Regions from separate parts of the Mus musculus genome. Here regions 1 and 3 are each linked to region 2. Evidence: chromatin loops called from intact Hi-C (ENCODE). Cell type or tissue: left cerebral cortex. All regions are shown on one strand.

Region 1 (8,000 bases), 240 kb before region 2:
AGCTGTCGTGAGTGCACAAGGCCAACAGTCACGTCTTGTCTGGAAGCCAGCGTCGAAGCTCTCCTCCCTCCCTCCAGCCCCTATAGCCCCCCCCCCCATCTCCCATCTCATGACAGTTCCTGAGCAGTGGCAACAGCAGGGAGAGTTGATATAGATGTTTATGGCTCAGCATTCAACCTCTCATTCTCACCACTTTGACCCATTATGCAACTCTCTGTTGGCTACTGCTCCCTACAAAACCAAACTTCTCTGACCAAGATTGGGACCGGTCCAGGTTTGTGGGTATAAACATAAAGATATAGAAGGTGATTTGACAGCATGAACATTCAGCGACATAACAATAGCAAGTTCTACCCTAGGGCCTGTGACCTCCTCAGCCGTGGGCTTTTGACCAGGAAGGACTACAGGAACAGGCAAGAAATTCATTCCTGTGGAGCAGCCTCAATTCAACCAGAAAGCAATTCGATAACCCATAACACTCGTGGTACTGTTGCACCCGTGAGTGCATCCTGCCTGGTAGGTCAGGAATACAGCATTCAAGGAAGGCACTGGGTCAAACCACTAAGCCCTTTTCTCCCTTAGGGAGGCACAGATAAGGGCTAGTGAATGTCACAGAATCAGAATGGTGACCCATGAACATGGCAAGGACAAGGACAACAGGAGCACTTCAGGAATGGCACCACACATCAAAAGAATAGACATGTGCCAGTCAAAGTGCTGGATATTAGGACCAAGTGTCTCTGCTCGTGCAGGTCCCTGCACCAAATGCTCTGCATGTCATAAGTCAATCTTTATAACAGCTCTGCCATTTGCCTCTGACAATCTGTGGCTTGTGGATGAGGATGGTAAAGCCCTGCAAGATGCTCTAAATGGCAGTTAGAGCCCAAGAGTCACATCTTCCCTAACACTCAAGCCTGCTCTCTTCTGCGATTCACCATAACGGCCCCATGCTGTAGACACAAGCAGGGGTTATTGATCATGGTGAGAAGGTAAAATAGACTTTGAGGAAACTAAACACAATGTATTTCTGAGTGTGGTCTCAATTCTTTCACATTATTTCTTTTTAATTGTCTTCACAAAGATCCAAGACAACCTATCATGCAGACCCTGCTAGCAGAAACCCACTAAGTATGGAACATAACTGGTTTACTGCTAAAGTTTCTGACGCTCACAGGGTGTCACAAGAATGTTCTCCTTGGGGAGGACGAGGCCATGTCAAACCCTCTCTCTAAGATCGCAGTGACAAGCCAGAGTCCAATTACACCAAGGTTTCCCTAGTCCCTCGAGCCTAGGCCAGTGGCTATCAACCTTCCTAATGCTGAGGCTCTTTAATACAGTTCCTCATGTGCTAGTGACCCCCTAATATAAAATTATTTTGTTGCTACTTCAAAACTGGTTTTGTTTTGCAACTGTTTCAAATAGTAATGTGAATATCTCGTATGTGACTCCTTTGAAAGAATTGTTTAACACCCACCCCGAACCCAACCCACACACATACACACTAGGGGTCAAGACACACAGGTTGAGAACCACGGCTCTAGGCCCTCTGTGGTTCCCTAGGACAGTACAATTAGGGAATAACTTACATTTAACTAGTTAGGAGGAATAACTGGATGCTCAGGTGAAGGTCCCCAACCCTCGTTCTATGAGGGATCCTCAACAATCAACAAAACTAATTGTGATGATCTTCTACAAGCAGACACAAACTGTCCTTATCAAGGTGCCAGGTGTTCTGCTTGTAGTACTATACAACACACGGGGTGGCTCTTTATGAAGAGCACAGCCCCTTTCATTAAGGGAGGTCAGATAAGATCTACTCCTTCCCACTTTCCAGCAGCTAAGAAGGAGTGGTCTGCTTACAGATGAGTTACTGTCCAATGGGAGACAAGACAGAGTAACTTTCAGAATAAGTAATGGGCAGACAGGAAGGGGCACATTTGGTTGCAGTACCATTTGGACGCTTAAGGTAGTTGCCATCGTTGGTACAAATTGGAAAGGTCAGTAGGGACAATTGGGATGACTCCAGAAGGAACCAAGAACTTGATGATAAATAGTGTGTCCAAGAGAAGGAGTCTCCATCGATAGCCATGGTGCAAGACAGTGTTCAGTGTCCTTTGACCCAGCCACTGAATATGAACACATAGGCAGTGGAGCCAAGGTGGCTGTGAGGGTCTAAAGCTCCCACCCAGGCTCCACCCTAACCATGGAGTCTTCGTCTTTCACATCTGTGACTTAGACTTGGTGTTTTCTTTGTTAGGGAGTAGTCAGAGCAGGTTATTACGTCAGAAAGGAAGAGATGACTCAAGACCCGTATGCCTGCAGCCCCAGGGGATAAAGAATTTCTGCATGCCTGACCCTGCCTCCGTCCCCAGCTCATCCCTGCTGTTGTAGGGCCTCTGACTCATCATAGGACCAAAGACCTAACCCTGACACCTCAGTCCTCACACTTCAGACCTGAGGAATTTTTAGCCCCAGACTTCACAGTACCCATTCCCAGCTCTGTCTCTCTGCACATTCCGAAGTCCCCACTCCCTCCAATCTGTACCAGTAGAGGGTCCATTCTATCCTCTGCAGTCTGCTCTGAGTGACTCTTTTTGTTAATGACACAAGCCTGTCATTCCTCTGTTTCTTAACTCCCAAAGCACTGTTCTAACTGGAGATCCTCTAAACATCAAGATCTAGAGTGGTTTGGGCTCCTGGTTTCAGAGGTGTCAGTACATCACCGGTAAAGAGCTTGGGTCTGGCAGAGTAGTTCACTACCTGGTGGTCAGGAAGCACAAAAAGAGGATGCCCTCCCTGTACTGGTCCTTTATGGTCACTCATTTAGAGAGGATCTTCCCCCTTATTTAATCCTCCTTGTAAATGCCTCCATAGACACACTGAGGTGTACTTGACTAATATCCCAGGGTCACCTAAATCCAATCAGCTTGACACCAAAATGAATCACTAACCTCTGTGTCCACTGATCCTAGGCTAGGGCCTGGCCTCCAGGAGACATCACCAACTGAAGTCTCCTTAGGACCCTCTAGGCTTCTTAAATCTATTGGGCACACACAGTGATGGCTGGACTTCCAGGTAGTGCTTCTGTTGTTCTCAAGCATGTTGAATCCGCTCTTTCTCAGACCCTGTGGCACCTGTCCCTGCTGGAGCCCTCTTCCAATCATCCCACAGCTCTGTGCTCCACTGGGACAGGTCCTTCTTCCCTTAACCTCCCTCTGCCAATGTCTTCTAATGGAGTTTCTTGCCTGATACATGTTATTCTCTGTATGTTGTTTATCTTGTTCACCTTGTGTCATCCTCCCAGGAGACTATGAGCCCAGGGAGATCGGGACTCTGTCTCAGTCACTGAACAGTATTCGTTTCTGACGTGTTGCTGAGCACTCAAAATACTATTTCCAAACGAGGAAAAGGAAAATAAGAATACGTTAATCAAACCTGTAGTTAGGGATGGTCAGGGTCTTAGCACCAAGTTCTTCCAACATATTCCAGAACTCCAAGCCCTGAATTACTATGATAGCATTGTGAATATCCAGTCACACAGTATCTCCCGTGAGGGAAATACAAACACAAGGAAGCCACAGCTCAGCAGATCATAGCAAAATAGCAATTGATTCCGACCCTCTCCTTTGAGTTAGAAAAACACCATTTCTTCTACATGCTCAATGTTCATTGCAGCTTAGATCTGTTGGGAGTCCAGAAACCTCTTTCACTACATATTCGATATTCAACAAATTAGCAGACTCCACAGCCTAGTGTACGTTGTTCAGTAACAACCCAAATACCATTAGTCAGACTTCCCTTCAGTCGCTGTAGCCAACAACCTGCAGTGACCACAGGATCCCAGTTCTGAGCCTTGGAACCTACTGCACAATCTCTCATTGTCCAAACAGTCTCTGACAGTCTTTTGGAGGTGACACTTAAGAGGACAATATTTGCTGTTCTAGGGTTAAGTTGTGTAAGCTGTCTGAAGTCTTCTGAGTCATGTATTCCCAAGAGAAAGGTGTCTCTTGAGATTAGCTTTCTTATTCCCACACTCCCTTATTTATAACATGTGTGAGGACCTAGCTTAAATTCTAACATCACACACACACACACACACACACACACACACACACACACCACAATCCTTTTCTTCTAAGTATATAACAGAGAGACGGGTTTAACTCTCATTTCTCCAACCTGGCATCTTTCCTTTTTTTTCTTTCTTTCCCAAACAAGAACAGGCCATCCTTGGCAGTCTCCTTACCCAGGGCCTGAGTGGATGCTGCAAGCAGACTGTAGTGCTTGGGAGAGTCACTAGGTGGCATCTAGCAAAGACACTGCAGGAAGCTTTCCCGAGTCCTCCACATTGGCTGCCATCATCTGGTGGGCGGGTTGGAGTTAATCTGCCATCTGTCTTTATTTTGCTAACTTGCTCAGTCGGACACCACACAATTGGGTTGTGCAAATGTGGCTCTCCAGTAGAGCAATTACAGAGGCTCTTTCCTAAACAGTATCGCCACCACCCAGCATTCTTCTTGCCTCTGGTGGCGCCTGAAGCATTCGGGCTCCCTTTGACTGGCTCCACTTATAGGCCTTGTTTGTTATCTTCGATGTATATGAAAAAATGGTCTGAATTCGAAGACACAACAAGGCATGGCTTTGCTTTCCAAGTTGAGCTCCTGCCAATTGACATGTTCCCATTCCATAGAAACCGCACGCTGCAGGGCTCTTCCAGAGCAGCCCACAGAGACTCCGCTGCCCGGGGTGTGAGGACATCCGATGTGTGTGTGTGTGTGTGTGTGTGTGTGTGCGCGCGCGCGCGCGCGCGCGCTGCTTAATGCCCAAGGGAGAGGTAGAAGGAACAAGTAGAGAGGCATGTGGCCAAAAAAGAAGCAAAAGGGCAAGGGAGGAGTGGGGTGTGAAGTGATATTTGCATGACCCGCCTACCTTGGCTGTGATTGGATAACCTCAGTGGCTAGGAATGATTTGCTATCTTCTATCGTCTGTTCCTTGACTCGTGCATGCATTCCCTTACTTGCTGTGTACAAAAGACCTACTACTCTCTTGTATGACGTGCTCTAGGTTCAGGGAAGGAGCTCACAGCAGTCTCTGCTCTTAGAGATGGTGATAGGGAAGATGGGGGCCGGGGCTGGGGGTTGACATATTTACCAAACAAACAGAACATGGTGTCTCTAGGAAAAGAGACACATAAGATGCCAGTTAAGCAAGGATGATACTTTCCCTTAGCTTGGGAGTCCACAAAGGCTATCAGAGGTTGATGACAATGAAGGGGATTTTACAGTAGGATTTTTGGTTTAACTGTAATGGGTTAAATATTCTGCCCTGTAGTTAGCAGATGCCAAAGTGGGGTGTGATGATTCACCAGTTTAAATAGCAAGAAGTGAAGAGTTAGGCCCAGACCCTGATTAAAACAAAGAAAAGCAAATCTCTCATCAATCCATAAACTAAAGCTTTTCCTCCCTCTTTGCTTTGTTGGCTCTTTCAACCTTTCTTCCTCTCCTCCTGCTCCTCCTGCAATCACAGGCTTTTGCTTTTATTACTCCTACCAAAATTATTTTGAAATCACCTAGCATCTGTAAGCACATTCCGTGCAAAGCCCCACAGTGTCTGCTGGTCAGCCGAAAGTGTACAGGGCATTCCTGTGCCAGGTTACATTGTTGGCTGGGTTGGGGTATTTTCTTCAGACTCCATTTGCCATCGCAACTTTTGAGTTTGGAGAATTCACAAGTTAGGAAGCACAGAAGAGGCACAAAAAGAAAACAGGAATTGTCTTCTATGTCTGTCTCCTCTTCCAGGCTGTTCATCTTTCAAGTGGGCAAACCTCTCTTCATGGCTTGCTTACAAAGCATAGAGAGCTGCTGTCTCGAAATCAAAGGCTGGCCTGGGCACCACATGTATACGACTGTATGTTAGTAACATTTCAGGCAAGGGGATAGATGAATCATGTAGGGCTTTTCTGTGTTCTTGATACACACCTATGCAATTGTAAATGGCCTGGTCTCACAGGTCTTTACTCTAAAACTTGCATAAAAAGGCATGGTGGCGCATGCCTTTAATCCGAGCACTTGGGAGGCAGAGGCAGGTGGGTTTCTGAGTTCGAGGCCAGCCTGGTCTACAGAGTGATTTCCAGGACAGTCAGGGGCTACACAGAGAAACCCTGTCTCAAAACACACACACACACACACACACACCAATATCCAGTATATATCCAAATACTATAAATATTTGAACTCAGAGTCGTTTTAAGGTCATCTTTGAAGTGAATTGTACCACCAGGAAATGTTAGGACCAATCCTAGCTATAGTTTTGCCTTCTTTATGCCTTGCCAAGTTCCTTCCTGAGGCTGACTCTGTGGGTGGGCAAGAGTGGGGTTCTCCTGAGTGAATCTGGGACCCACCAGTTAGGGCACAAAGCATTTAGAAGGCATGATGGTTTGAGCATGGAAGCATCTGCGCCCTCCCGCCTCTCTAGGATCCACTCTCCTCATGGGAGTGCTAACTTTCAGATGGCCCATGGAGATGTCATGAGAAAAAAAAAAAATAAATGGCCTGAGCTTTGGCAGACATGAGGGTCCCAGGCCTTGCCCAGCAGCCACCAGTGTCACCTTGGGCACCTCTGAGGCGGATGTTTGGTTGTCACCTTTCTCCCATTAGGTGAGCTTTGGTTACATTTGATTGAACTTACCAAACCATTCTTGTCTTTCCTTCCTCCATATGTGTGACCTGAACCCTCTTGTCTGCCCCTGTCACCCCATGGGACTCTCACCAGCCTCTGAGTGAACACTTGGCTCTCTTCCCTCACTCATCAACCATGTCTGAAACATCAGGTCCTCGGGGACCCTGACTTCTCTTTCCCCTTATGTTTTTCGAAATATGCCCTCATTTCCTGGTGTAGGCTATGAATGATCCACAGAAGACAGAGCTGGAGCCAGGGAGATGTGTGCCTGACTGTGTGTGTACTGGCCTCTTGAGTTATAGGTACGATTCTCAGTTCAACTCTATAAGAACCCTGCATGGAGGTGTGTCATTATGCTCCATCAAACCATTTCATCTGGATTTCTGCCTCTCGTAGAATCCAGTTCGATTACTGTTTCCTTTATGGCACCCCTTTGAACTTCCCAAGTGACCTTAAAGTCTGAATGCCATGTCTCTCGCACCATCCATCCTTCCACCCACCCACAACACATTACACAGCCTCTTTTCCTACCCCTAAGCCTTCCCTAAGTTGTCTTGGGGATACTGGAAGATGAGAATAGGTCCTCTTTGTTGGTTTCCTAATCTCCCGTGACTCGATGCATAAGCAGCTGCTGAACAAATCTCTACTCTACAATACCCAGTCTTTATCAGCTTACTGCAATTCTCAAGATAACTCTAAGAGATCGGCCAGTTAATAGCCAATGAAAAGAACAGGGTGTTAGGGAGTTAAATGTATTTCCACGAAGCACACAGAGAGTGTTGGAACGTGAACTCATGCAGGTTTAGGTTATGTGGTCACTGTCTGGTGTCCTACAGCTGATAGGGAATGGAATTTAGCACAGACACTTGCACAACCCAATGCTAGATAAAGACCTTCAGACTTATGAATGAAAGAATGGAAAAACAACAACAATGAAAACAAGCAAGTCTCTTCCCCCCAGTTTATGTTCATATCCTTTATTGTCATAGATGCTTCTTCAGCCCCTCTAGCCCTAATCTCATGCTGACTACCCACAACACTTCAGTAGTGCTTCGGTCCATGATCTTCTTCTTTTTCTCCCACTCCTTATCAAAGGTCTCTCAAAATTAAATCTCAAGCCAACCAGGCCTACTCTGGGCTTCTGGATCACACAGTTCGGTAACTGTTAAGTGCTCAAGCCCATCAGGAAGTCATTCACCCTTATGAGACACAGGTCCCTACAAGCATCTGTTGTGGATAGCCCTGGAGCTAATTATATTTGAGATTAACTCCGTTCTCCTGGGGGGGGGGGGGGGGCTGTGAACAAGGAATGAGTCAGCACT
Region 2 (8,000 bases):
TATTAATGGCGTCATATAGAAACACGTGTGTATCAACATTTGATATGCTTTATTGAAAGGTGACAAGTAGAACAGGTAAATACAGTGGGGACTGTGTGGGGGACATGCGCAGAACGACTATACAGGTGAGGTGCAGAAACCCCTACTGGGAAATCCACTTCCTTAGCAACTGACCACTTCTCCAGGTATCACCAGCTTAACTGACATCGGTCACGGGGAGTTTACTTCGCAAGACTTCAGCAGCTAGATTCCGGGATTACACAGAGTGACTAACTGGGCCAAATTCTTAAAATTTCTTCAGGTGTGGTTTTTGTCACAAAGCAGTTTTTAAGTAGATCTCTCTAGGAAGGACAAGCCACACCTTTTCAGACAGCCAATGAAACATCTACATTTCAATGTGTAGAAGCTAAACAGTAGTTACGGACAGTCCTCTATGGTACAAATTCGTTACACTACATACACAAATATACAACAAGCAAAACAACCTTCATAATAAGATAGCCTAGGTCCCAGCTACCTGTCACCGTTGTGTCACTAACAGTTTTGTGTCTTCTGATGGTTCAGAAAAGAGGGACAGTACTATCGTGTTTTATAAGCTTTGGTGACAGTTGTCGGTTTTGTATAAGGACTGCATCATCCCTCCCCCCGCCCCCCATTGCAGTCTTGTTTCTGGCCTCTCCGAGTTCTTTGAAGGGAAGGAGAAGAGAGCGCAGAATCCAGGAGCAGCCCACTTTCCGAACCCCACGCAGGCGAGCCCCACGAAGGCGAGCCGCCCGAGCTCTCAGAAGCAGGGTGGGCGGCTGGGGAGGGTTGAAAAGGCACAGAGCTCCTCGGGGTCAATTAAACCATTCCTCAGACATCTGCCACGTTGCACAGGGCACATCCCTGCTCACTCTCTGATTAACCTTTAATTCACTCAACTAGTACATTTCTTCAAGCCAAAAGCTTATGAGTGCTTAATACTGGGGAGAAAGCGAGAACAGCGTGTGAGTCTCACGTCTCTTTCGTAGACAGCAATGAAATGGGTGACTGTGGAGGCGGCTTCTCTCTAGCACATCTCTTCGGTCTGTTCAGTTCAGACAGCAGCAGCAGCAGCCAGTTCTGTTGGGGCCTAGGAGGCTATGCGGTTGATCCTGAGCCCTGGGATGCTGGCTGTGCAGGGGGCTGTGTGGTCCCCTGTGGCTGCGTGGTGGCCGGAGGGGAGCCAGTCTGCAGCTGGGCCTGAAACTGGGCGAGCTGCTCCGGACTGGCCAGCGTCTTCAGCAGATTGTTCTCCTGCTCCAGCTGGGAGTTTTTCTCTATTAGTTCTTTGATCTGCTCCTTCAGAACTTCCACTTCCTCCCTCACCGCATACATCAAATGGCTTTTCACCAGATCCTGAAAACAGGAGGCAAAGAAAGGCTTTAGCTTACTAGGTCCTGGACTCTCCCTAACCAATTATTTATTCTATCTCCAAAGAGCATTTAAAGCACACTTGTGGAAATCTGCGCATAATCACAACCGCGCAATACTCAAGTTTAATGTATACGTGATCAAGCTTTCCAAAAGTCTCCAGACTTTCTCTGCAGACATTAATGACGTCTACAGTCCAGTTTCCAATTCAAGATGGCAAACCGCACCACACAGGGGCTCAGGCCCTGTGTTCGCTCTCCTCCAGGCCCGAGGCCCAGTGGCCGCTTCCCCGCCCCCAGGCCCTCCCGGCGCAGGGAGCGTCCCCTCCCATCTCCTCCCTCCCTTGGCACCGGCTGCAGCCAGTTCCTACAGAGCGTGTTGCCGCATTTTCTTCCCTCCACCTCTACTCCCCCCAGCCCCCCCTTGATTAAGCTGACATCACAGAAACCTGGGCAGACGTCGTAGCCAATGGGAGCCCGAGTTATTTATAGCTCTGAATTAAAGGTTCAGAGTTTGCCTAGCAACAGTGGGCAGAGAATCCCGTGAGAAGAGCCACAGGCGCTGCTCCAATAACAAAGAACGACCAAGGCGGAAATAAAAAATCGGAGAAATCCAGGCGCAGGCCGAGAAAGACAAAACTTTTCTCCCATTCCCCTCCTTTGTGCGGCCGCAGCACCACTGGAGAGGGTCTGGTGGGGTCTAGGGACCCCTTCTCCAGCTGCCCTCAGTGGAGGGGGACACCCTCCCTTCCAGCTCCCCAGTAAAATCTCAGGGTTCCCAGTAAAGCCACACTGCTGAAGGTGCTCCCAAGACCAGCAACGAGGAGGCTGGGCCACTGCCTTATCCCGACACGGAGTGAATGGGTCCAGAGCAGGGCCGCTCACAACCTGGGGCCCTTCTCCTTCCCTGGCAGTCGTGTGGGGATGTGGCTTCTCTCCACGCTGGCAGGGGAGAGAGAACGAGCTAGCGCTGGCATTTCTGACTGTATGAAGAGCAATCAGCACCGTCTGGATTTAGCTAAGGGATGCACTAGTCGTTTCCAAGACATGTCGGTTTTTGTGCAGCGCCCACATTGAGTACAAGTAATTTTAAATCAGTACATACCATAGCTTGCTCTATTTTGTTGTCGATAGCTACCACACTTGCACCAGAGCTGGAAGAGAGAATAAAAAAAGAGAGATCATCGATAAATGGAATTGATCTTTAACATCCAGGATAAGGACAGATCTCTGAATTCGAATGACGTTACTAGCATCCTATTTTGAGTATTCTTAAACGCTCCAAAATGCATCAGACTCCAGAAAATACCAGCCATACTCTATCCAGGCATTTCCCTATTTTAAGGAGCCACAAAGGACTAAATTACATAATGGAAGAAAGCCTGTTCTCGAGCCAGATCTACGAAAATAAGGATCTTCTGGCCATTTCAAAAAGCAACATCTATGTCACAGTAACCCTAGGCATGGACAAAGGAATTCGCATGGCTATCCTGTACCTGTAATACCGCAAGTCAATTTTACTCCGAGTCAATTTAAACCAACTATCCCAGCTGACATTTACCTATTGTCAAGTCTCACGGAAGCGTTTTCGGTTCCCAGCAAAGACGACAAGAAAGAAATGGAAAAATGTCTCAGTTGGTAAACTCCTAGATCCATCGCCACTGGTCTACACCATTGGGATTTCATGCAATTGCAGCCAAATTAAAAAAACAGCCCCGTGGAAAAAAAAGAGAGAGGGCGGGAGGGAGCAAGCTCCAGCAGCCTGGTTCAAACTAGATAAAACCGCCTAGCTGTCTGCAGCTCAGGGCGTGAGAACGGTGGTGCTGGCTCGAGTGACCCGGCGCGTCTGCAGCAGCTCGGTCCTACTCGGCTGCCGGCTCCACTCCTCTAGAGGAGGCCGCCCGGCCCCAGCGCCACATATAGGCGGGGAGGCGCCGCGCCGATTGGCCGCGCCATAGGCCCGCCCCGCGCTCCCGGGCTGCAGTCCCTCCCGGTGCCCGCGGCGCCGGCGGAGCGGGGAGGGGAGGAGAGGGAGGGGGTTGGGCGCCACCTCCTCCAAGGCTCGCTCGCGTCAGGGTTCCCGAAAGCTCCCGGTGCCCGCACGCTTACGTCTAAGGGAGTAAGACCCCGTCTCCAAAGCAGTCCCTGCGGCGGCGCTCAACCCTGCCCGCAAGCTTGCTCTTTGCAACCAGACCCAGCCGAGCTACTGGGCATGCCCAGTCCCACCACTAAGACTCAGGAACGCCGGCGTCTCGATTTCAATTATTGGGTTCTTACAAGAAGCACTAACGGGAGGCTACAGAGGCTGTGTTCTGTGCAAGGATAATAATCCTGCTGCAGGAATTCCTTTTTCATGCTAATGAAATTCATAGGAATATTACATTTGCCTTTTTGGTGGGAGATAGCTCCACATAAAGCTTATCAGTTATGTACAAAAAAACCAATATTGTATTTTTCTTTGGTAGGCAAATAAACGAGTCAAAGGAATCTACAAGATGAAATGCAGGGAACCTTCCCCAAACGGCCCCGGAGTTGTAAGCCTTAAAATCTCATTACCCTAACTGCATCAGTAATTATGTCTTCTTCCATTTATTGCTAGAAAAAAAAATCAATCTACAGGTCCAATCCCAAACAGATCTATTTTCTGCTAGTCCCTAGGGCCAAGGGTTCTTGAAGTGAGATCGCAATTCCGCCAAGACGCAATGCTCCGTCTTCTTAAATCGGAGAGATTGATACGTCAAGGACGTTTTCCAAAAAGCATGCAATTCCTTAATATGTAGCCTTTGCTCATTTGCAGTGTGGCCTGAACCAGTAAAAATGTGGAGAGAATCTAATGGTGGTTAAAAATAGTTCACCAGTCAAGAGATGCTGAAGGCGCTCTTCACCTAACAGTCACAGCGAGCAGATTAATGCCATCAAATCATGGTCCTTAGATAAGAGTTAACCCGGAGCAAAATCAACTCTAATAATTTAAATATCTGTGAAGATGCATCAATGAGGATTAACATACTATAAAACTAAGGGCAGACGTCTGATTACAGGTTATATACAGTCGGCAGTATGGTCGAGGAAAATTTAACCTCTGCAATACTACCCTCTAGTGGCAAAAGACTACAATAACAAAATAAGTACCAACAGTTTGGGACCTCTCCATAGGCAAGTGGTACTCAAATAATTCCAAAATAAAATCTGACTATGATACATAAATACACACTCTTACACTCACGTGAAGAGTGAACCCCTCCTCTATCAAGATGAGGCTTCCCCCTCAAGGAATAAACTTTCCTAAACTGCGGTCAGAGTCTCTTAGACAATCTCTGAAGTTTACCCAAGGCTGGAGGGGGCATATGGTTTCAGAAACTGCATTAATTCAGTTAAACGCCAAATATATTGAATACAGCACAAGAAGAGGAGAGTAATTCTCTTCTGTGTTGAAAAATGGGCGTCGTTACAAAACAATATTCTTTTTATTGTGTTTCGTGTTAGGCTTTGCTTCTGAACAAAAGTGTTAGTGTATTTGTAGTTTATGATGTGTGCTGTTTGAAGGCACCGCTCTCAGTAATGGGAAACAAAGGCGGACTGGGCAATCCTAGTGACTCGTGAAATAGGATGGAGCTCCTATGTCCACGAGTGCTAAGTGGGATTATTAGTTTCTATAATCTTAGAGTTAACATTCTAACTATCAATCTGTATCTTTTTAAATATTTTAGCTGAACACCAATTCCAGAGCAAAGACTATCACAGAAAGGTACACTGTAAATGTAAAAGAGCTAAACACAGAAATAAAGGCCGCTCAGGACATATGGAGAAATGGGGTTAAGAGTCCCAGCTGCAATGTAGAAGGATTACATGATTTTATTCTTCATGTTGTTCTTGAACATAAATAAAAGAGCTAAGTCGGTTCTGTTTCCTACCATTTTTAACTGCATGACTACCCACAGTATTAGCAACAGAAGCAAATATGAACAACCACCAATCTGTCTAATCCACTCCCCTACTGGAGAACTGGCTGGAAACAATGGAGGCTTTTCATCTCTTACACAAATGTGCTGAATTCCCTTAAAAACTTTTTATATGAACGGAAGAATAAATAATCTAAACCAAAGGCAATGGAAACAGAGGAAATCTTCGCGGGCTCTAACCACGGGGTCAGCACGTCCGAGGATGCCCCTTGAAGGTTCTCCTGTTTACCAGATAAGTATCCAGGAGTCTAAATCTAGTCTAAGTATCCATGTCTGAGACCCCAAGAGGTTGGCTGAGGTTTTAAAGAAATGCAACAGCCCTTCCCGAGAGACTCCCGAAGGTGTGGGCCATACAAGTCAGCCTCACCAAGTCTATACATACAGGGAAAGGTATAGACATTTGAAATTTGCTGTTGTGGTCCGCATGAGTGTTTGAATGGATTCTACTTCAATCACCTCTGACTCTTGGTATCAAATGTGGGGAATGAGGAGGAGAACCGAAAAGGTCTGTGAGGGGCTAAGGTGACTGGAGCACAGGAAGGGTCTGTGAGGGTCTGCCTGACGCAGAGACCCGCACACCTACAACAACCTCTTTTCCCATGGAGACACCTTGTGAAGCTATAGGAACTGCCAAGGAAGCAGGCAAGGGATGCATCTTGTAAAATTGCTCGTCTAGGTCCCACCCCACCCCACCCCACCCTTGCCCCCAATCACCTCACTTTCCCAGGTACCTAGGAAGCAGAAGTAGAATACCAAGTTTAACAAAACCACAGATTTTATGGCCAAAGAAAATGTGGTGAGCACAGAGTCAGAACTGGAGATGGGAACAGAAACAAAAATCCTACTTAGCCATTAAACATAAAAATCTTAGCCAGGTGTGGTGGCGCACGCCTTTAATCCCAGCACTCGGGAGGCAGAGGCAGGTGGATTTCTGAGTTCGAGGCCAGCCTGGTCTACAAAGTGAGTTCCAGGACAGCCAGAGCTATACAGAGAAACCCTGCCTCGAAAAACAAAAAACAAAAACAAAAAAATCTTATCATGGCTACAACACGGATGGAACCAGAGTCCAGTCAGTCAAAAACAAATTCCACATGATCTCACTCTAAAGAAGTAGATCTCATTGAGGTAGAGGGCAGAACAGTGGTTACCAAGGTGACCGAGGACGATGGATGAAGAAGGGGTGGCTGAAGGGACGCTACTCAAAGGCTACACAATCTCAGATAGGAAGCATAAGCCAAGAGACCCGCTGACTAGCACAGCAGCCTCAGTGAGTGATCACTGAGAGCATCCGCTCTTCTCCTGACAACTCAGGGCATGGCAAGTCGTGCATTTGTTAGCAAGCCATATTAAACTAGCCCACGTACATTTCTATGAACACAGAAATAAATAAAAGCAGTTAAAAATCACTGTGGACAATTTTACCTGTCAATTTAAAGCAGTATTTCAATATATAGAAATACATTAAAAATTCACAGATGAACCATGAATAATGCTTTAGTGATATAATAGTTCCTCTGCATACCATCGGGGAGAAATGAATGCCATCAAAAGATGAACAACTGCTACATGCAGCCTTCCTTTGGGTTAGAAGATAACACTGAAAAGTCTTCTCCAAGGGAGAACAAAAGGAAGGGAGAGTGCAAAGGAGACAGACAGGAGAAACGACTATCTAGAGAGTAATGTGCAAACAGGATGTGATCCAAAGACACCACTCGGGGAGAAGGAAGTTACCAGACAATCACCTAAAGCAGGAGTCTCCAGGTGAATGCGATGACCAAACACCTAAACCAAACCCAAACCCAAACAAACCATCAAAGCTCGCGGTCGCCACACAACACAAGAACACAGGGATAGAGAGGAATCTCACAGATAGAAAAGGCAAGTTACCAACACAACAGTAACAGCAGAGAAAACGGTTTTCCTACCGCTGCCAGAAGACCGTAGAGACAAAGGTCTTAAGGTTCTGAGAGGAAAGGGCTGCACTGACCAGAGTTGTCACTTGGCCAAATTCTCTCTCTGGTGCAAAACTAGAAGAATAACATGTTTAGATATTTTGTACAATATACTGGAGACCGAAATCAAGAAAAGCAGTGGTCAGGGGAGACCACAGCCAGAGCCAGAGATCAGAAAGGGGGCTGAAAGGCCAGAAGGCTGTGACCTCAGGAGAGGCTGCCTGGTAGGCTCACGCAGCAGCTGGTGCCTGGGCGGCCTGATGGTGGAGGGAGACTGCAGGAGCAGCAGAGCAGAGAGAATAACAAGGCCTGCAGGGCCTGGGCAGCTGCTGCTATGGAGGTACTCAGTCCTCCCGGAGAGGAATCAGTCAACAAACGCAAAGAGAGCACACACCTCCCCCAGTCTACATGGCCATCATTTTAGAGATTAAAAAAAAAAACAAAATCAAAACCATGAATTTACTGAGAAGGTGGTAGGAAGAATTTTGTAGTGTGCGATAGCTCCGAGGAGCTAAACCGCATCTACAGTGATCACAGCTTAATCATTATTCTCAAGATTGAAAAGTAAAAGAAGAGAAAAAAGGAATGTCATGGAGAAATACGGAGATAAAAAAAAATAAACATTAAGAAGTAGCTGCCCTTGAGAAATAGATAAGGGGCAGAAAGGGGGAAATGCTAAGTGTTTTGAGTATGTA
Region 3 (8,000 bases), 52 kb before region 2:
AGGAGAAACCCCACAGACAGTTGCATTGTTCATTGTTTCTTTCCCAGATGTTGTGACCACCTTCCTCAAACTCCTGCTGCCAGGACAGCCCGCCATGATGAATTATCCTTCAACTGTGAGCCCAGACAAACCCTTCTTTCTAATGTCTTCGGGTATTTGGTTGTAGCAATAAGAGTAACTACAACAAGCAGTTTGCTAGAATGTTTCAGCGAGCTCAGGAAAACACTGAGCATATGTTATAAAGGTTTCACAAAGCAGCAGACTGAAGAGGAACAAAGGTCAGGGTTAAGGGGATCAGGCCAGAGTTTCCACACCTTCTGGGAGCCTACCCACGCTTGGCCACCCAGTGGCTCACTCAATGAAATCTTTTAGGGATTCTATAAAGTCTTTATTATTCTGATGTGGTTGATTGCTTCATTGGCCTGGTAATCAACTCAACTCTTGGCCCTCCTTCCTTCCCTAGAGGTTGAGAACAGGACCAAAAGTCTTGTTTTTCTTGTAGAGTAGGGTCTTCATATACAGCCTAGGCTGGACTTCAACTAGAGATTCCCCTGTGTTGGCCTCCAAAATATAGGAGTCGATAGTCATCACCATCCTCTGCTTCTGTTTGGACTTCTGAAGGGACTCTACAAATAGGCAGGTTGATGACAGATATGTGGGTAGGTACACAGACAGACAGACAGGCAGGCAGGCAGTAGAAAATGTGGGAGTGGAGGACTTTTCACTGGACTTTTTACTGTGGACAGGTCCTCAATTTAATAAAAACTAATTCAAAATGTCATAAAGTAGAAATTAAAGGAGTAAGATTGTTCCCTAACACACAGAAAACAACGAACAAGAAATAATAATCTTTCCTCAATACGGTTGGCTGCCTCTGTGGAGCGAGGAACACCCTGCTTCCAGTCCAGAAGTGGAAACTACCTATCAGCCTCACTTCTCTGAATGTCCCCTAGAGCCTGGGCTCTGGTCAGCTTCGGTGAGAATTTACCCTGCTTCTGCCCAGTTACTGAAATAAGTGAGGGACAGGCAGAAGCACCTGTGGGTCTTATACAATAGCCCCCCCTGCTCAGGAAACACTTCCCCTACTTAAACGCCAGTGGTGGTCTGTCGTTGGTCCTCTGAGGCGGCGACACGAACGACACAGACACCAAGTTGGGTTCAAGCAGCAACTTTACTCAGGCTTTTTCTTTTACAGCTCTCTTCCCCAGCAGCTTCTTCTTAGGGCAAGGGCTAAAACAACTCCTATTACAACAGCTTCTCTTCTAGTACTTCTACTCACGGCAAGGGCTAAAACTCCTCTCTTCACTATTTGCACAGACTCACCTCCTTCTAGCTCCACCCCACCTCATCCAATCAGAATTCACACACGCTCCAGGCACGAGCTCAGGTCGTTCACAGATAGGCTGACAGGTCCTGACCACAAGGAACAGTCCAGCCTGGCAGGCAGCCCACGCATGCAGCCTCACTGTGCATGCTCTGGCAAGGCAGTAAACAAGTGGGTTTCACGGGTCCTGCAGCCGCACCGCTCCCCACAGTGGTCCTTAAAATCAGGGACCAGAATAGGTCAGACTTAAGTGGTCCTGTGATGTTGGTGGCTGCTCATACTGTTAATGAAGCCAGTAGCTGCTCATTCAAGTGAAGAGATTTCTAACCAGTTGATAGAAGGGTATATTGGCTGGTTTTGTCTAACTTGACCCAAGCTGGAGTCTTCAGAGTGGAAGGAGCCTCCGTTGAGAAATGAGACTATGAGCTCCAGCTGTAAGGCATATTCTTAATTACAGATTGAAGGGGAGGCCCCAGCCCATTGTGGGTGGTGCCATCCCTGAGCAGGTGGGCCCAGATTCTATTAGAAAGCAGGTTGAGCAAGCCAGAAAAAGTAAGCCAGTCAGCAGCACCCTCCACAGCCTCTGCATCAGCTCCTGCTTCCAGGTTTCTGCCCTGCTTGAGTTTCATCCCAACAGAAACTCTAAGATAAACCGTATCCTAAAGAGCTCTTCCTAGCTTTCTACCCACATAAGAAATTCTACCCATACCAGAGCCTATTGAAGCATCCTCCAGGCACAGATAGATAGGATCAGAGATGCATCCGACATATCTGGTCTACACAGCTCTCACTCCTTACCCTTGAGTGCTATTTTGTATTGTCCTAACCCTGGACCACCTCTTCCCACTTCTCCAGATGTCCCTCCTGAGCTCCAAGGAGCCATATTTGTTGAGGAAAGATAAGCGGTTCAGCCCCCACTCCTCCCCTAGCTAAATCTCGGGGTCAGCATCTGGATATTCAAATATTGATTTTTGTCCTTTCACTGCAGAGAAACTCCCAATGCTGTCTGGGAGCTCACACTTAGTACCCCATAGAACAGGGATGCCTGAAGGTCCAAGATGCCCCAAGACAGTAGTGGTGGTGGGGCAGTGGGGGATAAGAGTCCAAGCCTGGTCAACACTTTGGTTATGGGCAGTGGCCATCCATTCTTCCTGTACTGTAGGCTCATGAACCCTTTGCCCTCTATGCACTCAGTGGTTTCTGGGGCAATCTGCTAGTGTGATGACCACCACTGCCAAGGTGAGGTCTGGTCCAACTCCACCCTCATCCACATTTTTCAGGGACCAGAAAGAGGCTTCTTGGCTCTTCGTCCCATGTCACAAAGGGTCTCTTTTTGCACAACCCAACTTGCCAAGTGGGGTTTCCTCAGACACCTAAAGGGCAGGTTCTTTTGGGGTGTTTCCCAACAGTACTACCCAAACCTGGCCAGGCTCAGCTCTGAGACTCAGCGCTCGATGCCTAGGGTCTAGCCTTCAGCTTGAAGCACCAGCGCCCCAATCCCTGCCTGTCCCGAGGTGGTCAGGAAACAGTCAGAGGTCACCAGGCTGGGTGCGGCTGCGTCCCCACCCCCCACGCACGCACAAACGCCGGGTCGCCCGAACCCTATGCCCCGCAGCGTTCGATCTCAGGACCCGGACACCCCGGGCCACGGTGCCCTTGGGCTTGGCGCGCGGCGCTGTGTCAGCGCCCGCCTCTCGCTTCCCGCCTCCTGCCTCGGTGGCCGCGCAGGGTAGGTAGCTGGGGGGACCGGAAGGATGGCGAGGAAGTCGGAGAGGGTTTCCTGAGATGAGAGATTACTTCCGTCCGCGCGCTGGCCTCTCTCTGGAGCCGGCTGGCTGGGGCTCCGGGAGCGGGGTGCGCGGGGCTCGGCCGTGCCTTGCCACCTGCAGCGCCCGGGCAAGCCGCGGGGCGCTGCGGCTACGGCTCACCCCGGCCATCGTTGCAGGTGGGAGTCGAGAGCATCCCCAAGCGCCCAAGCCATGGTGGCCAAACAGCGGATCCGGATGGCTAACGAGAAGCACAGCAAAAACATCACCCAGAGGGGAAACGTAGCCAAAACCCTGGTAAGGCGGGGGCGGCGCCGGCCGGGCCGAGCTGGCAGGACCCGCGGGGCGGAGCGGGGCGGGGCGGGCGGGCCGTGGGCTCGGAGCCAGGCCTCCCGGCCCCTCCTCCGGGGTCCCGCAGGCTGGGGGACCCAGCGGGGCTCTGGGGGGCGCAGACTGCTCTGCTTTCTCGTGGGCGGAGAGGGCTCTGGTTGGTGGAGACTCCCCAAGAGAAGGAGCCATCGTCCTTGAAAAAGGCTAAAAGCTGCATCTTAGGGGCCAGTGAAGCCAACTGGGCTGGGAGCCTACTAAGTGAATGAATGAACGAAAGGATGAACGAATGATAGAATGCCACTTATCCACAGCTTCCAGGCTCCGCCCCTGGACTCTCTCCCCACCCCCATGCTAAGATTTTTCTTTCCACCCTTTTTGTGATCGTCTGTCTCTTCTCCCTGTGTGTGTGTGTGTGTGTGTGTGTGTGTGTGTGTGTGTGTACATATATATTATATATATGGTATAAAAGTAGGGCGTGAGATTCCGAGCTACATTTCTCTTCACCCTCCTCTTTCTCTTGCAAACTGAAGCCGCCTCAGCCAAAGCTGAGTGCATCGTTACTGCCTATAATTCACCGTATGGATTCTGGCGCATTATGATGCTGTAACTGTAGCGACCAGCTTAGTGCCCGAGGTTCTTTGCTCCCAGACTGTGTATTAAAGCTTTACCCCTGGAATCTTAAGTAAACTGTGTACCTTAAGTGCAGAGATTTCCTTTAGGAAACCAAGTTATCTGCTCCAGAAAATGTCAGGCCTGTGACTTTGAACCATCCAAGGCTTGTGTGGGTTTGCATCGTTGCGAAGAACTGGTTTGCAAAGGCGCCTGGAATCTATTAGCCCATACGATTATGGGGAAGTCCAGCCGAAGCTTGGGTTTGTCTGGAAACGCAGACTTGATGAGGCAATGCCTTTTAGCAAAGAAATTATGTTGGTTTGATTAACTGAGGGGAAAAGCTGGCTGTGTAGTCATCACACCGGAATTCTTGTTAAACCAAGCAGAATTGTGGCAGAGAAGCCATGGCGTCAAACTACTCAGAGCTTTGTACACAGCCCCAGGCTGAGGTAACCCTTAAAATTCCTTCTTTTGGGGAACTAGAGCATTTAGCTATGATTGGAGGGGACAAAATGCCAAGGCGCCATAGAATGGGAACCATATTTTTCGCAGGAATCTGTTTCCCCTATGAGGTTTTATTACTGGGTCAGGGCAGGGAGCCACTGCCCAAGTTGGCATTAAAGGCAATTATTTTATGCTCAAAGTAGATCATTTCTTCCTTCTCAAGGTGGCAGACCTATTTGCTGACATAGTGGAATAAGCAGCTGTGGCTCTTTCTAATGAACGAAGGAATCTGAGTTCAGATGTAAAATGAAGCCGGGCAGTGGTATTGCACGCCTTTAATCCCAGCACTTTGGAGGCAGAGGCAGGCAGATTTCTGAGTTCGAGGCCAGCCTGGACTACAAAGTGAGTTCCAGTACAGCCAGGGCTACACAGAGAAATCCCATCTCGAAAAAACAAAAAACAAAAGAGATGTAAAATGATCTCAGTTGACAGCTTATGTGAGGGCGAGGGCAAGGACACCAAGAACTAATTTGCAGGGCTATTTTCTCCATCAGCCTCTGTGAACTTGAGAGAATGTTGAGGGCCTAAAACAAAGCAAAAAAAAAAAAAAAATTGTTGGCTTCAAAATAAGAAAAGAAGATGGTAAACCGCCGTGGAGTGGATATAACTCACCATCTGCAATCCAACTCAACATTTCCAGCTACATTTAAATTATATTTAATGTATGGCATAAGTGCACTTGACAGGTTCTGCTATACCATGGATGGCCCTCCTCAGCAGTGCCTGGCGCCTCTGAGGACCTGTAATTGACCAGACTTAATTCTGTAATGAAAGGCTTCAAAACCATGCCCCAATAGATGTTTGTTTTCAGTTGTTTTGAAGGGTCTTTCGGTTAGCCGTATTGTAAGTGTATCGGCATCCAAAAAGAAAATAAAATTTCTCTCTGTAAATCCTGAATCTTGTTGTTTTAATTACAAGTCCAACATGGTTATACTCTGGTAGAAGTTGCTAGGTTATTTCTCTGTCAGTGAAGGGAGCCAATTCAAGTCAGATTAGATTTGATTAAAGGCAGGCTTACTCAGAAGGTGTTCTTGGGCGAGTTCACTGGCCCCACAGAAGGAGGCTACGGAAGTCACCATGGGGTGGTGGGGAGAGGAAGGGTGCACACAGAAGAAAGAGAGGGAAACAGAGAGAGGGGAAACCAAAATGTGTGGATAATATATAGGGAAGAGCCTCTGGGAGAAGGACAGCCCTGGCCCAACCTCTGGGCTGGCAGGGTTGGGGGCAGGTTATGCCAGGTAGGGATTGAAGGATGCTGGGAGACCTGGAGGCCAGGTCTGCTTTGATATGTAAAACATGCTCCTCAGTCCCTTGTCCCCTTCTGAGGCCAAACAGGAGTAACTAATTCTGGATAGACTTAAGTAAATGGGAACAGTTTTGCAAGTTCCAGTTGAAAAACCAAGCTCACTGTCAGCCTCTGTCACTGTATGTGGGCAGATTAGCTAATGGCTTTGGGTAAATGAATGTTTTTCTCCCAGATAGCAGATTGAGACAAGAAACAGAAATGGCAGGGCTGTTTGGGGATTGGACAGTAGAAAATCCTCCACAGTGAAATGGACTTCAGATTGTAGGGTTCTGAGCTGCCCAGCAAGGGTTTTATCAAAGAAAAAGACAGCCCTTCATGTGTTGGGCCCTCATGTCTGAGGTGAGCCTTGCTCTTTACAGAATCGCTGTAGAAAATCTTTTCCTCTGTCTTTTGCAGCAGTATAATGGTGCTTGTGTGACTTGTCCCAGTGGGGTTGTACTGGTACCCTTTCCAGGAAAAATTATGACTCTCTGAAGGGGATGTACTGGTGTTATGATCAGCCGGGTGTTCCAGAGCTCTGAAAGCCCACAACTAATTTCCATTCACTGGGGCATGTCATCCAAAAGGGTTTTGTATTACATACACCGGGCTACAAGACGTCTAATTTGTGTTAAACTGTAGGTATAAAATACAGGACTCCATTTGGCATCCTTAGTAGCCCAGTGATTCATATAGAGATTCGTGGATTCCCTTATTGGCTTTGCTGGGAACAGAGCTGAGGTAAATCTTTTCATAATGTGCTGTGAGTTCCAACAGTGGCAATGGAATTGGTGTCTGGGAAAAACTAGGACAGTAAAGTTCTAGAAGAGAGCAGGCAAGGGCCAATGTCAGACTCTGCTCAAGTGACTTTAAAATCTCTGTTGTTTGCTTGATATGAGTTTAGCCTAATCTTACGTGACACACTAAAGCTATACTGTGAAATTCTTAAAGAAGTGCTGGGTTCTTTTCTGGTCCAAAGCAACGACCTATTATATTATGACTCCCCAGGAAGTATGCTGGTCAAGGCCAAAGAATGAGTGGCTTTAATCTTTAGTCAAAATAGACCTGTGGTTGACACATTGATCTCTACTTCAGTATCTAGTAAGTAAAATACAGAGAAGACCCACTCATTACCGTCAATTACGAAGTCTTACTAAAAGGACAGCTGAGTGTGTCATTCAATTGGTAGACTTGCTTGTACAGCATATAGGTAGCCCTGAACCTCATCCCTAGCACCATGTAAAACTGGGAATGCTGTCGCATGCCAGTAATTCTGTTCGAGGACAACCTGGACTAGAAGAAAGCCTGTGTCAATAAATAAATAAATAAATAAATAAATAAATAAATAAATAAATAAATGGGCAGTAATCTTTGTAGACTCACATTTTACCTGACCTGGACTAGAAGAAAGCCTGTGTCAATCAATCAATCAATCAATCAATCAATCAATCAATGGGCAGTAATCTTTGTAGACTCACATTTTACCTGACCTGTGAAATCACATTTCATGAACCATGCATGCTCATTCTTAAATGAATATTTATTATCTTCTTTAAGTCTGTGACAGACTTTGCTCTGCATTGATACCTCAAAGAAACTCCTTGCCAGTCCTTGTGGGGCCTCCAGTATAGTGGAAAGATAGATATTAAACATGTTCGCTAGGGAGTCAAGAAATCTTAAGTTATAAACAAATCTCAAGAAAATGTACTTGATCATACAAATGACATGCCTGAGGCAAAAGCCTAAGAAGGTAATAGGTGATTCGAGACCTAAAAAATTGTAGCTTGATCTATCAAAAGAAGGAGGAAGAGGAAAAGGGATTCCTATGTTTTTTCAGTACTGGGGACTAAGACCAGGGCCTTGTGTGTGCTAGGCAAGTGCACTACCACTGAGCTATGTAATGAAATATGGCTGTCCTATGTGACCCATGCTGGCCTTGAATTTACTGTGTAATCTCAAATTCACCTCATTGCTGAGATTCTAGGTATGTGCCAACAGCAAATGAAGAATATTATTAAATATAAGATGGCAGTTATCAATAAATACAGCATGTCTTTGTAGCTTTAATACAAAGAACTTTTCTGGGAAGCAAATCGAAGAAGGCTTTTTCAGTTCTGTTCGAAACTTTACTAAAACTTGGCGCAACACGTCGGAAGGTTATATCGTGCACAGCAGCACC

Evidence for each region. Peaks named below come from ENCODE experiments on the same cell type or tissue, not always from the same donor. Only the 100,000 strongest peaks of a DNase experiment are listed, where the experiment ranks them.
Region 1: it touches region 2 in a loop (5-fold over the local background); 15 of 42 quality-filtered maps call a loop at or near these places.
Region 3: a loop joins it to region 2, with 4 times the contacts of the local background. A loop is called at or near these places in 10 of 42 quality-filtered maps.

What each region holds. Positions count from the first base shown.
Region 1 is chr14:76,736,825-76,744,824 of GRCm38, reverse strand. It overlaps LOC115485926 (a long non-coding RNA gene), which reads right to left and starts at 4,982. Exons shown (of 3, transcript XR_383616.1): 1 at 4,247-4,982. In left cerebral cortex, a CTCF peak has its summit at 4,302; DNase peaks (open chromatin) are centred at 4,391 and 4,948; H3K27ac peaks cover 481 bases.
Region 2 is chr14:76,499,794-76,507,793 of GRCm38, reverse strand. It overlaps Tsc22d1 (TSC22 domain family, member 1), which reads right to left. Exons shown (of 3, transcript NM_207652.3): 2 at 2,497-2,545; 3 at 29-1,377. The coding sequence ends at 1,120. Among named protein-coding and RNA genes, the nearest start is that of 4930444M15Rik, 17 kb to the left of the region's middle. In left cerebral cortex, CTCF peaks have their summits at 3,374 and 4,496 (motif pointing left); DNase peaks (open chromatin) are centred at 2,783, 3,409, 4,315, 7,556 and 4 more places; H3K4me3 peaks cover 4,465 bases; H3K27ac peaks cover 4,827 bases.
Region 3 is chr14:76,551,818-76,559,817 of GRCm38, reverse strand. Serp2 (stress-associated endoplasmic reticulum protein family member 2) reads left to right here and starts at 3,131. Exons shown (of 3, transcript NM_001160326.1): 1 at 3,131-3,387. The coding sequence starts at 3,304. In left cerebral cortex, a CTCF peak has its summit at 3,225; DNase peaks (open chromatin) are centred at 3,151, 3,328, 3,804 and 4,384; H3K4me3 peaks cover 2,343 bases; H3K27ac peaks cover 2,497 bases.